Regions from separate parts of the Homo sapiens genome. Here region 2 is linked to region 1. A link is an interaction called in ENCODE POLR2A ChIA-PET data of the cell type or tissue named here. Cell type or tissue: PC-9. All regions are shown on one strand. Each heading gives the region's core, and the rest is flanking DNA. Links, peaks and the distances in the headings are about the cores only. Region 1 has its middle 100 kb from the start of AP1S3. Region 2 overlaps LOC124907986 (a long non-coding RNA gene).

What was found. Peaks named below come from ENCODE experiments on the same cell type or tissue, not always from the same donor. Only the 100,000 strongest peaks of a DNase experiment are listed, where the experiment ranks them.
Region 2: POLR2A ChIA-PET joins it to region 1 with 5 read pairs; 2 of 35 experiments call an interaction of 5 or more read pairs at or near these places.

The regions. Positions count from the first base shown.
Region 1 is chr2:223,733,697-223,739,077 of GRCh38, forward strand. No RefSeq gene overlaps it. Among named protein-coding and RNA genes, the nearest start is that of AP1S3, 100 kb to the right of the region's middle. In PC-9, for the core only: no CTCF peak of the experiment used is centred there; a DNase peak (open chromatin) is centred at 2,325.
Region 2 is chr2:223,076,764-223,082,144 of GRCh38, forward strand. All of the region lies in intron 1 of LOC124907986 (a long non-coding RNA gene), which reads left to right. Among named protein-coding and RNA genes, the nearest start is that of KCNE4, 27 kb to the left of the region's middle. In PC-9, for the core only: no CTCF peak of the experiment used is centred there; no DNase peak of the experiment used is centred there.

The DNA of each region.
Region 1 (5,381 bases), core at 68-5,067:
AAGCAATTCTCCTGTCTCAGCGTCCTGAGTAGCTGGGACTACAGGTGCCCACCACTATGTCTGGCTAATTTTTATATTTTTAGTAGAGACAGGATTTCACCATATTGGTCAGGCTGGTCTCAAACTCCTGACCTCAGGTGATCCACCCGTCTCAGTTTCCCAAAGTGCTGGAATTACAGGCTTGAGCCACTGGGCCCAGCCAGAAATAGTCAGATTTTTAAAAAATAGTTTGAAGATACATCCAGCAGATCCTAAAGGTGGACTGCAGGTGGGTCAGTAAGGGAGAGGATAATCCAGCCCCAGAAGTGGATTCTGTAGGCTGGACTTGCCAGGCACCCCTACAACAACATATAGTAGATTTCCTTGGTTGCCACCAGAGAGTTGCCCAGAGAAGTGACATTGCCCTGTTCTGCCACTCTGACAGCTGTCACCAGCAGATTCAATATAAGATGGCCTATTCTTCACCCCTGGCTGCCAGTGGGGCCCAAAAAGATGTGAGCAGGCTCAAGGGTTGGCAGTCTTGGGCTTGAATCCAGTCCCTCCCAGCTACCAGCAGTGTGGGCTTTGCAAAGCTTCACCTCACTGAGTCCCAGCCTCCTCTTTAAAGTAGGAGTAATACAATCTACAATACAATAAAGTAGGGGTAATACAATCTACTTCGCAGGTCCATTGCGAGGACTAAGTTGAAAAACTCTATAGACAAGCACCTACCAGGATGCCTATACTCTCCCACATTGGATACCACCATTAAGTGAATGAAGGCAGCCATCTCCAGGAATCAGTAGTTCTGTGAGCTGTTTAATAAGTACTTGCTGGAAAAATATTTCTGGCACTCAAATACAATTATGAAATGCCAAGTTCAAAGGTCTCTTTACAATAGGAGTTTCCAGAATCTGCAATGGGCTAAAGATGTGCTGTGATTCTCCATGAGAAAGAAGAAAGTATGCAAATTTGCTGAATGTTTCTCAGGTATTTTCATAGGACCCTTATTTTCTTAAATATCTCCTGAGATGACTTGGACATTTCACATCTTGGAAAATAGTGGTGTTAAAGCTTTGTGGGTTTTTTTTTTTTTAAGACAGGGTCTCACTCTGTCATCCAGGCTGGAGTGCAGTAGCATGATCTTGGCTCACTGCAATCTCCACCTCCTGGGTTCAAGTGATTCTCCTGCCTCAGCCTCCCAAGTATCTGGGATTACAGGTGCCCATCACCATGTTCAGCTAATTTTTTGTATTTTTAGTAGAGACAGGGTTTCACCATGTTGGCCAGGCTAGTCTTGAACTCTTGACCTCAAGTGATCTGCCTGCCTCAGCCTCCCAAAGTGCTGGGATTATAGGCATGAGCCACCACTCCCGGTCAGTATAAAAGCTTTGTATTTCAAGCCCCAAGTGTTTAGCAGAAATAGCCATTGGGCCACTTGCCCTCTCTGAAGGGAAGTGCATGTAACAGGATCCAGTCCCCACCTTCAGAGCTGCCAGGAGTGGCAGTTCAGAAAAGTGGAATCTGAGGCCAAGTCTAAGGGGTCAAATTTCAGGCAAAAATGCTTGAGCAACATGGAACTGAGAAAAGAAGGCAAGCAGGGAGTCTGGCGTTGGAGGCCAGAGAGCAGAGGTGGGAAACCAGAATCCCAAATGTAGAAACAGCACAACAAAAGAGAAGAGGGAGAATGGAAAGGATGGTTGAACAGAGGCCAATAAAAAAGGAAGGAAGTTCAATCTTAGTTCAAAGCAAATATTGTGACTGTGGGAACGTGGCCCTCTTCCTCCTATCCTTGGCGTGTTCTATCTGGGCTAGGGGCAGGGCCTGAAGAGGCAAGTTCTGATTAGATAATTGAGATGTTTGCATGGACTTGCCAACTGGACAGAAATGGGTTCGTGCCAGGGGTATCTCTTTTGGAGCACCAAACATGTGGAGGCCCCAGGGAGAGGCTAGGGGAGGTAGGATCCAAGCAGGAATGCTCAGAGGCCATTGAAGGACCCCAAAGATGAATAACTTGTTTCTCACTGTTGCGTGAGGTTAGCCCTGCTTGGCCTGAAGCTCTAACCTCTTACTGTAGGTCACGTGTTCATAGAGGAGCCCTGTGCAGGACCCTCAGTACCTCTAAGGACACCTAGGACTTTGAAGTTCCCGAAAGACACACCCACATCTCTGTCTTGCCCTCCTCCTCATGTTCAAACTTCCATTCCTCCATTTTGAGCATCTTCTTGGCCAATCTAAAAACACACAAAAATCAATTTTAAAAACATCATGAGCCAGGAATTTGGCCTTTACTCAGATGTTTCTTTGGCAAAGTTCCTCAACATGTTTGTCATCAACCAACTCACCACTTTCCTGAACCAGTTTTTTCTGTGACTGCAGAGTGTATGCTTCAGAAGAATGTCTGCTATCACTGCATCAGCTCAATTCCACTCAATCAAGTGCTCATCACTGGATCTGGCTGACGTGTGTTGAAAATTCTCTAATTGTCAGGCATTGAACCAAGCTCTGACATGCTTTACTTAATTTATTTAATTCCCACATCCCCACAACAAACTTAAAAAGAAAGGAGGAGGTAATTTTTTTTCCAGTTTCACTGATGAGAAAACTGTGAAGTTGGGAAAAACCCAAGTTCCCACAGAGAGTAAGTGCCTGAGCTGGGATTCTAACCCAGATCCAAGTGCACAACCTTACACAGGATGTTAAATAAGAAATCCTAGTCCAGTTCCAATGCTGAACTGGGAATCTGGAGGTGCGGGTTCCGGTTCCAACTCTACAATTTGCTTTCCAGTGGCAAAGTCACTCACTGGGCCCCTTTCTCCCTTAAAACAGAGGCATGGGGTTATGAGATGCATACTGAAAGCCCTTTCAGTGACAGACTAGTCTATGTCTGTAGATTGTAACAATCATTAGTCCCTGTGCTCGTTTTTCTAAAATTAATGCACCCACCCCATCTCATCTTGAATTGTAGCTCCCATAATTCCCATGTGTGGTGGGAGGCACCCGGTGGGAGGTGATGGAATCATGGGGGCGGTTTCTCCCATACTGTTCTCATGGTAGGGAATAAGTCTCATGAGGTCTGATGGTTTTATAAGGGGTTTCCCCTTTCACTTGGCTCTCATTCTCTCTTGTCTGCCACCATGTGAGACGTCCCCTTCACCTGCCACCATGATTGGGAGGCCTCCCCAGCCACATGGAACCTTGAGTCCATTAAACCTCTTTTTCTGTGTAAATTACCCAGTCTCGGGTATGTCTTTATCAGCAGCATGAAAATGGACTAATACATAAAGGTTTAGGATTTTTTTTCTTCTATTCAGTTTTTTGAGGCAGTCTGGGGCATTTCCCTGGATTCTTTTCATTCTGTTTTCATTCCCAGGATCCATCTCCCTTCCCCAAAGCACTCTCATTTTCTTGAGGGTGACTCCTACTCTGACCTGTGGGGTGTGGGGCAGGCACTTGGCAGTAGGGTACTTCTGGGCATCTGCCTCCCTCCACAGACATGGAGGAGTGCCTTCATCTACCCTGGATGGCCAGGGCTGGGCATGACACCATACCAGAGTCATTCCGATTTAAGCTCACTGACCTCAGGACACTAGACACCATGGGTGATCTCAGATCAAATCTTGTGGTGCTTTGGGAGCTACAGTTCAGGGGTAGCAGAAGCTACATTACGTGGTATGGCATCTGTGCTGGCTGCAGCTTCCTAGCTACACTGCTTCTGTAGAGTGACTTCGGCTGCCGACCTGCAGCTGAGCTCTCTAGAGCTGCCCTGGGCCCTGCCCTTTTCCCAGTCTGGTTTTCTTGACTCCTCATCAACGTGATGTGCTTGCTAATGTCGTTTCAGTTCTTCTTCCCTCTCCTTTCTCTTTCTCCTTTCCTTTCTCTCTTTCTTTCCTTTTTATATTAGAGCCATTGCTTGCTATCAAGAACCCTGGGTAATACTACTATTTAGGTTTGAGTTTACATGTCAAGTATATCTTGGTGTTTGAGATATTTTTTCCACCGATTCTTCTGAAACTAATCTTTTAAAATTACCTTCAAATTCACTTTATAAATCATACACACAAAGCTGGTCTCATTAAATTGACATGCCTTATTTTTACCTAAAAGGTTTTCACCTAAGTCAATCATCCACCATATTTCTCCAGGCGTCACTTCAAGAGACTGCCAAATACCAAGCTGCCGACCAGTGATTTGGCTGCCTCACCAGCTGGCAGGCAAGTGAGAAAACACTGCTCTAGTGGTCGTTTCCTAGGGTCAGTTTTGGCTTGAAATTGAGCCCCCTGCAGACCTCTCCCATCCCAAGGTTGCTGCTCTATTACAAACTCATTCATTTCTTCCATTAGCGTAATTCACCCAGGTCCTTTCTGTACTTAAGGTATTACTAAATAAGGGATGTATGAGCAGACAAATGGATGAAGGACTAAATAAAAGAACAATTTTTCCATCTTTCCTGGATCTTAAACTCAAACATTTGAAAAATGTTAACCATGATCCAGCCCTGGTTTAATTAACTCCTAGTTCTTTGTGTGTGAGGTGTCTGGCCTAAATACAATCTCATCCACTGGAATTATGAAAGGGATCCTTGGAAGCAGTTTCAAGAACTCCATTGTGCTGTGGCACTGTAAATATCTCTAACATGAGGGGAAGAAGTGGGCACATTGATGTAATGGCCAGAAGTATAAGGCCTTCACATGATTTCTAGATTTTTTTATTTTTTTATTTTCTTCCGAGACAGAGTCTTGCTCTGTTGCCCAGGCTGGAGTGCAGTGGCATAACCTCAGCTCACTGCAACCTCTGCCTCCCGGGTTCAAGCAATTCCCCTGCCTCAGCCTCCTGAGTAGCTAGGATTACAGGCGCACGCCACCACGTCTGGCTAATTTTTGTATTTTTAGTAGAGACGGGGTTCCACCATGTTGGCTAGGCTGGTCTTGAACTCCTGACCTCGTGATCCGCCCACCTTGGCCTCCCAAAGTGCTGGGATTACAGGCATGAGCCACCACACCCAGCCAATTTCTAAATTTTTTTGCTTGTCTACCAAATTAAGAAAGAGAGAGAAAGGAGAGAAAAAGCAAAAACCAAATATAAACCAAGCTAGCCTTCTCCATAAACTGACATGTTTTTAAACTTCAGAAAAAAAATTATATTAGAATAATAGATATAGCAATAGAAATATACTTGAGAGGTTTTTGTTTGTTTTTGGGAAAAAAGAATCTAGAAATTGTAGAGTCAATTCAACTCAACATATTAATACAACAAGTATTAATTGGAAAACTACTATGGATTTATTCATTTGTTCTTTCATGCAATAAAAATCTGCCCCTAGGACATGCCCTACTGTGAGCTATGGGTACCGAGAGACCAGTTCCTGCCTTCTGGGGTGCCTCAGAGTTTAGTGGGGGATT
Region 2 (5,381 bases), core at 92-5,091, 660 kb before region 1:
ATTTTTAACACAGTGTCTGGCATGTCTGCTCACATTCCGGTCAATGCAAGTCACACGACCAAAGCTGGGAATTAGATTCCTTCCTGTGGGGGTAGGACGCACAAGAGAGTGAATATTTGCAAAATTTGATTCAATCTACTCCAATCACACATTCCCATCTTGTTCATGTCAGAGGATTGGAAGAAACCTTGGATTTTCTCTTGCCTCTTGTATTAGTCCTTTCTCATGCTGCTAATAAAGACATACTGGAGACTGAGTAATTTGTGTGGGAAAGAGGTTTAATGGACTCACAGTTCCACATGGCTGGGGATGCCTCCCAATTATGGCAGAAGATGAAGGAAGAGCAAAGGGACATCTTACATGGCAGCAGGCAAAAAGGCTTGTGAACGGGGACTCCCATTTGTAAAACCATCAGACCTTGTGAAACTTATTCACTACCATGAGAACAGAATGGGGAAAACTTCCCCCATGATTCAGTTGTCTCCACTTGGCCCTGCCCTTGACACATGGGGATTATAACAATTCAAGGTGAGATTTAGGTGAGAACACAGCCAAACTGTATCACCTCCTCAGTTCAAATCTACATGTCAGTTGAAAGAGATGTCCTTCCTCCCTACTTTCCTTGCTAACTTCAATGTGGCCATTTCAGTTTATATTTCTTTGATTTATAGGGTTGTGAGTTGAGAGAAAAAGCCCTATTTAAAACAATCTAGGTCACCCCTTTCACGTATATATTTTCACTACCCCACCACTGCAGAGAAGTCTCCAGCCTTGCTCGGGTTTTTCGAGAAGGAGAGGGCTTACTCCTTCCTAAGGCTGCCATTCCGCCACTGGCTAGACCAACAGAAACTTCCTTCAAATGCAGAGCTGAACATACTCATGTTTGGGGACTGCCAGGGTTTTACACATTCCCCGAATCAGGTGAGTCAACAAAAGTCATCTTGGGCATTGTATCAGGCACATAAATACATCAAATCCACATCTACAAAAGCACTCTGCTGGCCAGGCGCAGTGGCTCACACCTGTAATCCCAGCACTTTGGGAGGCTGAGGCTGGTGGATCACGAGGTCAGGAGTTCGAGACCAGCCTGGCCAACATAGTGAAAACCCTGTCTCTACTAAAAATACAAAAAATTAGCCGGGTGTGGTGGCGGGCGCCTGTAATCCCAGCTACTTGGGAGGCTGAGGCAGGAGAATGGCTTGAACCCGGGAGGTGGAGCTTGCAGTGAGTCAAGATTGCACCACTGCACTCCAGCTTGGGCGACAGAGTGAGACTCTGTCTCAAAGAAAAAAAAAAGCACTCTGCTTCCTGTTGTCATTTTTCCTCCTCTTATCTCCAGGCAGAGAAGATAGTGTCCTAAGGGGTCCCTCAGGACCACCCTGCCTAGCCTCAGTGAAAATGAAAACAGCAGGTTGAATTGCATAGGAAGTTTTTGTTTGGGTTTCACTAAGAAAAATTCTCAGTTTGAAGACATGATATCTGAAGCTATTGTGTTATGTGCATAAAGGTTCTTGAACTTGGTGTTATACTTTCTCAGTGTATGATGTTTTAAAAACTAAATATGAGATTAAGCTCACCTTTTCCTCTTTTAAAGTTTTTTTACTTGCGTTTCATCTTGTTTCATATTAAGGTTGCCATATTTGCTTCTTTTTTGATATAATTTTTTCATTTTTCAACTTTTGCTCAGGATCATGTGTGTGTGCATATTTATTGTTTATTTTTTGTAAATGGCAAATAAATATTTCTAACCTCAACAGGATGGTCTTTGTCTTTTTATAGGAAAATTTTACCTGCTCACTCTATTGTGATTGCTGACAAATATTTGCTATGCTTTGAATTTTTTATTACCCGTATACACAAGTTACTGCCTGTTTCATTGCATGTACAAGGAACTGGGGCAAAGTACAGATGATATAAGTACATATCTTCTAAATTCAGTTCTTCATTTAATTACCCTGGTGATGTCTGGGCTTCCTCCTACTCTTTACAGCTGTTGATTGAATAAAGGGTGCTCACAGAACCAATCTGTGGATGTCCAGAGAAGTCTTCTCTTATACATGTTTTGGCTTTGATTTTCTTTCATTTTATTTATCCTTAGTCTAATACCACCTAGGTTCCTTCTTTAACAAATTTCTCATTATAAAAATTTTATAATGATATTTATTGTTTACTACTGCTATTATAATTTTCCTTTTTTAAAAATATATTTTCTTGCCTCTTATGAGACTCTGAGCAGGAGGAAAGGAAGATGCAGGTATTCAGTCTACTATGATGATCCAATTCCCCAAGATCTTATTTTTAAACACTTTTGTTTTTGAGAGGTGGGGTCAGTTGAGTGTGTGTGAGTATGTGTGTGTGTGTGTGTGTGTGTGTGTGTTTGATGTTTCATCTGCTGCAAAAGTCCTGGGTTCTATCTATTCTTTCTCTTTTTAAATTTTTGCCCTGAAGGGAATGTCTTGTCCTCTTTTCTTTTTACTTTCACTGAATTCTACCTGAAAGGTCAAGTAAAGTCAGACAAGAAGAGATTATAATGAATATCATGCTCTCTTGCCTAGTCTGTTCAGTGAGTGGGAGTTGGGGATGTGCCTACAGCATGATTAATTTTCATCATTATGCCTTAAAAAATAAAATGTCCCTAACTATCATTAATCATGTTCTTATTGTAATTAGGTATAATCAAAATGGACAGTCAGTCATCTACTGTGTCATTAACAGATGCAGTTTTGGGGAATGCTGAAAAATCTTCAAGGCTTATGTCCATTATCACACGTAAAGTCTGCATACTGGGCATTCTGAGATTGCACATACTAAGGAGGGTATTGTTAGTCTGCTGAGATATTCAAAAGATCATTTTCATTTGCCTTATTTATTCCTGGAGTTAAAAGGCGTAGCTGTTTAAAACTGGTTCTTAAACTTACATACATTATTAGAATCATCTAAAGAGATTAAAAAAATGCTGATTGCTGGGTCTGTTCCCAGGGATTTTTGATTTAACTGGTCTGGAGTGAAGCCTGGACATCAAGAGCCTTAAAAGCTCCCTAGGTACTGCTAATGTGCAGGACATTTTTGAGAATCCCTTCTCTAAAACATCAAATAGGTAAAAGGCAGAATGTCAGGGTCATGCCTCCAAATAGGTGACTAATCACAGCAGGGGAAAGTCTCATCAAAAAATCCTTAGCTTGACTTTCAGACTGTTACTAGTTCGTTGTTCATATCTCCTTATATAAAATTTCTGGTCTTCTTATACCAGTCCTCTCACTTCGTCTCTGTCTCATACATTGACTTTTTCACCTGGGACAGAATCCTCACAAAAAAGGAGAAAAGGGGAGGAAATTTTCTTAGGGGATTAAGATTTTCTATGATGTGCCTCTCTGACTTCTAAGGAATGGCATATGTCTTCTTATTTACCTTCCTTCCTTCCTTCCTTCCTCCCTCCCTCCCTCCCTCCCTCCCTCCCTCCCTCCCTCCCTCCCTCCCTCCCTCCCTTCCTTCCTTCCTCCCTTCCTTCCTCCCTTCCTTCCTTCTCTCTTTTCTTTTTACTTCCTTGCTAGGTAACCTTAAATGATCTCCATTTTCAGAAGAGAAATGAGAGAATGTGCTACAGTAACCAAAACAGTATGATGCTGGTACAAAAACAGACACATAGACCAATGGAACAGAATAGAGAGCCCAGAAATAATGTCCCGTATCTATGACCATCTGATCTTTGACAAACCTGACAAAAACAAGCAATGGGGAAAGGACTCCATATTCAGTAATGGTTCTGGGATAACTGGGTAGCCACTTGAAGAAGATTGAAACTGGAACCCTTCCTTACACCATTATATATAAAATTTAACTCAGGATAGACTAAAGACTTATATCTATAACAAAAAACCATAAAAACCCTGGAAGATAACCTAGGGAATACCATTCTGGACACAGGAACCAGCAAAGACTTTATGACAAAGACACAAAAAGCAATTGCAACAAAAGCAAAAAATTGACAAATGGGACCTAATTAAACTAAAGAGCTTTTGCACAGCAAAAGAAACTATCAACAGAGTAAACACATAACCTACAGAATGGGAGAAAATATTTGCAAACTATGCATCTGGCAAAGGTCTAATATTGAGAATCTATAAGAAACTTAAATTTACAAGAAAAACACACAACCCCATTAAAAAGTGAGACAAGAACATGAACAGACACTTTTCAAAAGAAGGCATACGCGTGGCCAACCAGCATATAAAAAAATGCCCAACATCACTAGTCATTAGAGAAATGCAAATCAAAACCACAATGAGATACCATCTCACACCAGTCAGAATGTCTATTATTAAAAAGTCAAAAAATTACAGATGCTGGCAAGGTTTTGGAGGAAAGGGAACACTTATACACTGTTAATGGGAATGTAAATTAGTTTAGCCACTGTGGAAAGCAGTTTGGAGATTCCTCAAGGAATTTAAAACAGAATTGCCATTTGACACAGCAGTCCCATTATTGGGTATATACCCAAAGGAATGTAACTTGTACTGCCCTAAAGACACATGCACGCATATGTTCATCATAGCATGATTCACCATAGCAAAGACACAGAAACAACCTAAATGCCCATCAATAATAGACTGGATAAAGAAAACCTGATACATATACACCATGAAATACTATGTAGCCATAAAAAAGAATGAGATTATGTCCTTTGCAGGTACATGGATAGAGCTGGAGGTAATTATCCTGAGCAAATTAACGCAGGAAGAAAAAACCAAACACTGCATGTTCTTGCTTATGAGTGGGAGCTAAGCATTGAGTACACATGGTTACAAAGAAAAGAACAACAGGCCCTGGAGCCTACTTGAGGGTGGAGTATGAGAGGAGAGTGAGGATTGAAAAACTACCTATCAGGTACTACGGTTATTACCTGGGTAAGGAACACTAAATCCCTGTGACACGCAATTTACCTATATAACAAACCTGCACATGTACCCCGGAACCTAAAATAAAATTTTTTAAAAATACAAAAATAAAAATAAATAAAAATATACTTATCTCAAAAAAAAAAAAAGAAAAGAAAAAAGAAAGAAACGAGAGGATGTGCTCATGGAGCTATGCCATCTCTGTGAGTGAGTTGCCGTGGGGATAGGAGGAGTTTGGTACTCCAGCCCCAGTCTGCGGTTAATTGTTCTCAAAACTCAAGGCCTCCTTTATATTTTATCAATTGGGAATGCCAGCACTTGATTGCCACACAGCCTCTTCCTTAAATTGTATTTTGAAGATTAATGGTTTGTGGAAGAACATTTAAGGCTTAGATTTCTATCAAGAGACTCATAAAATAAGTATGTAAAATAGAGCTGTGGAAATAGACCATGGCTCTTGAGAATTTTAAAATATGAATCTGAAGC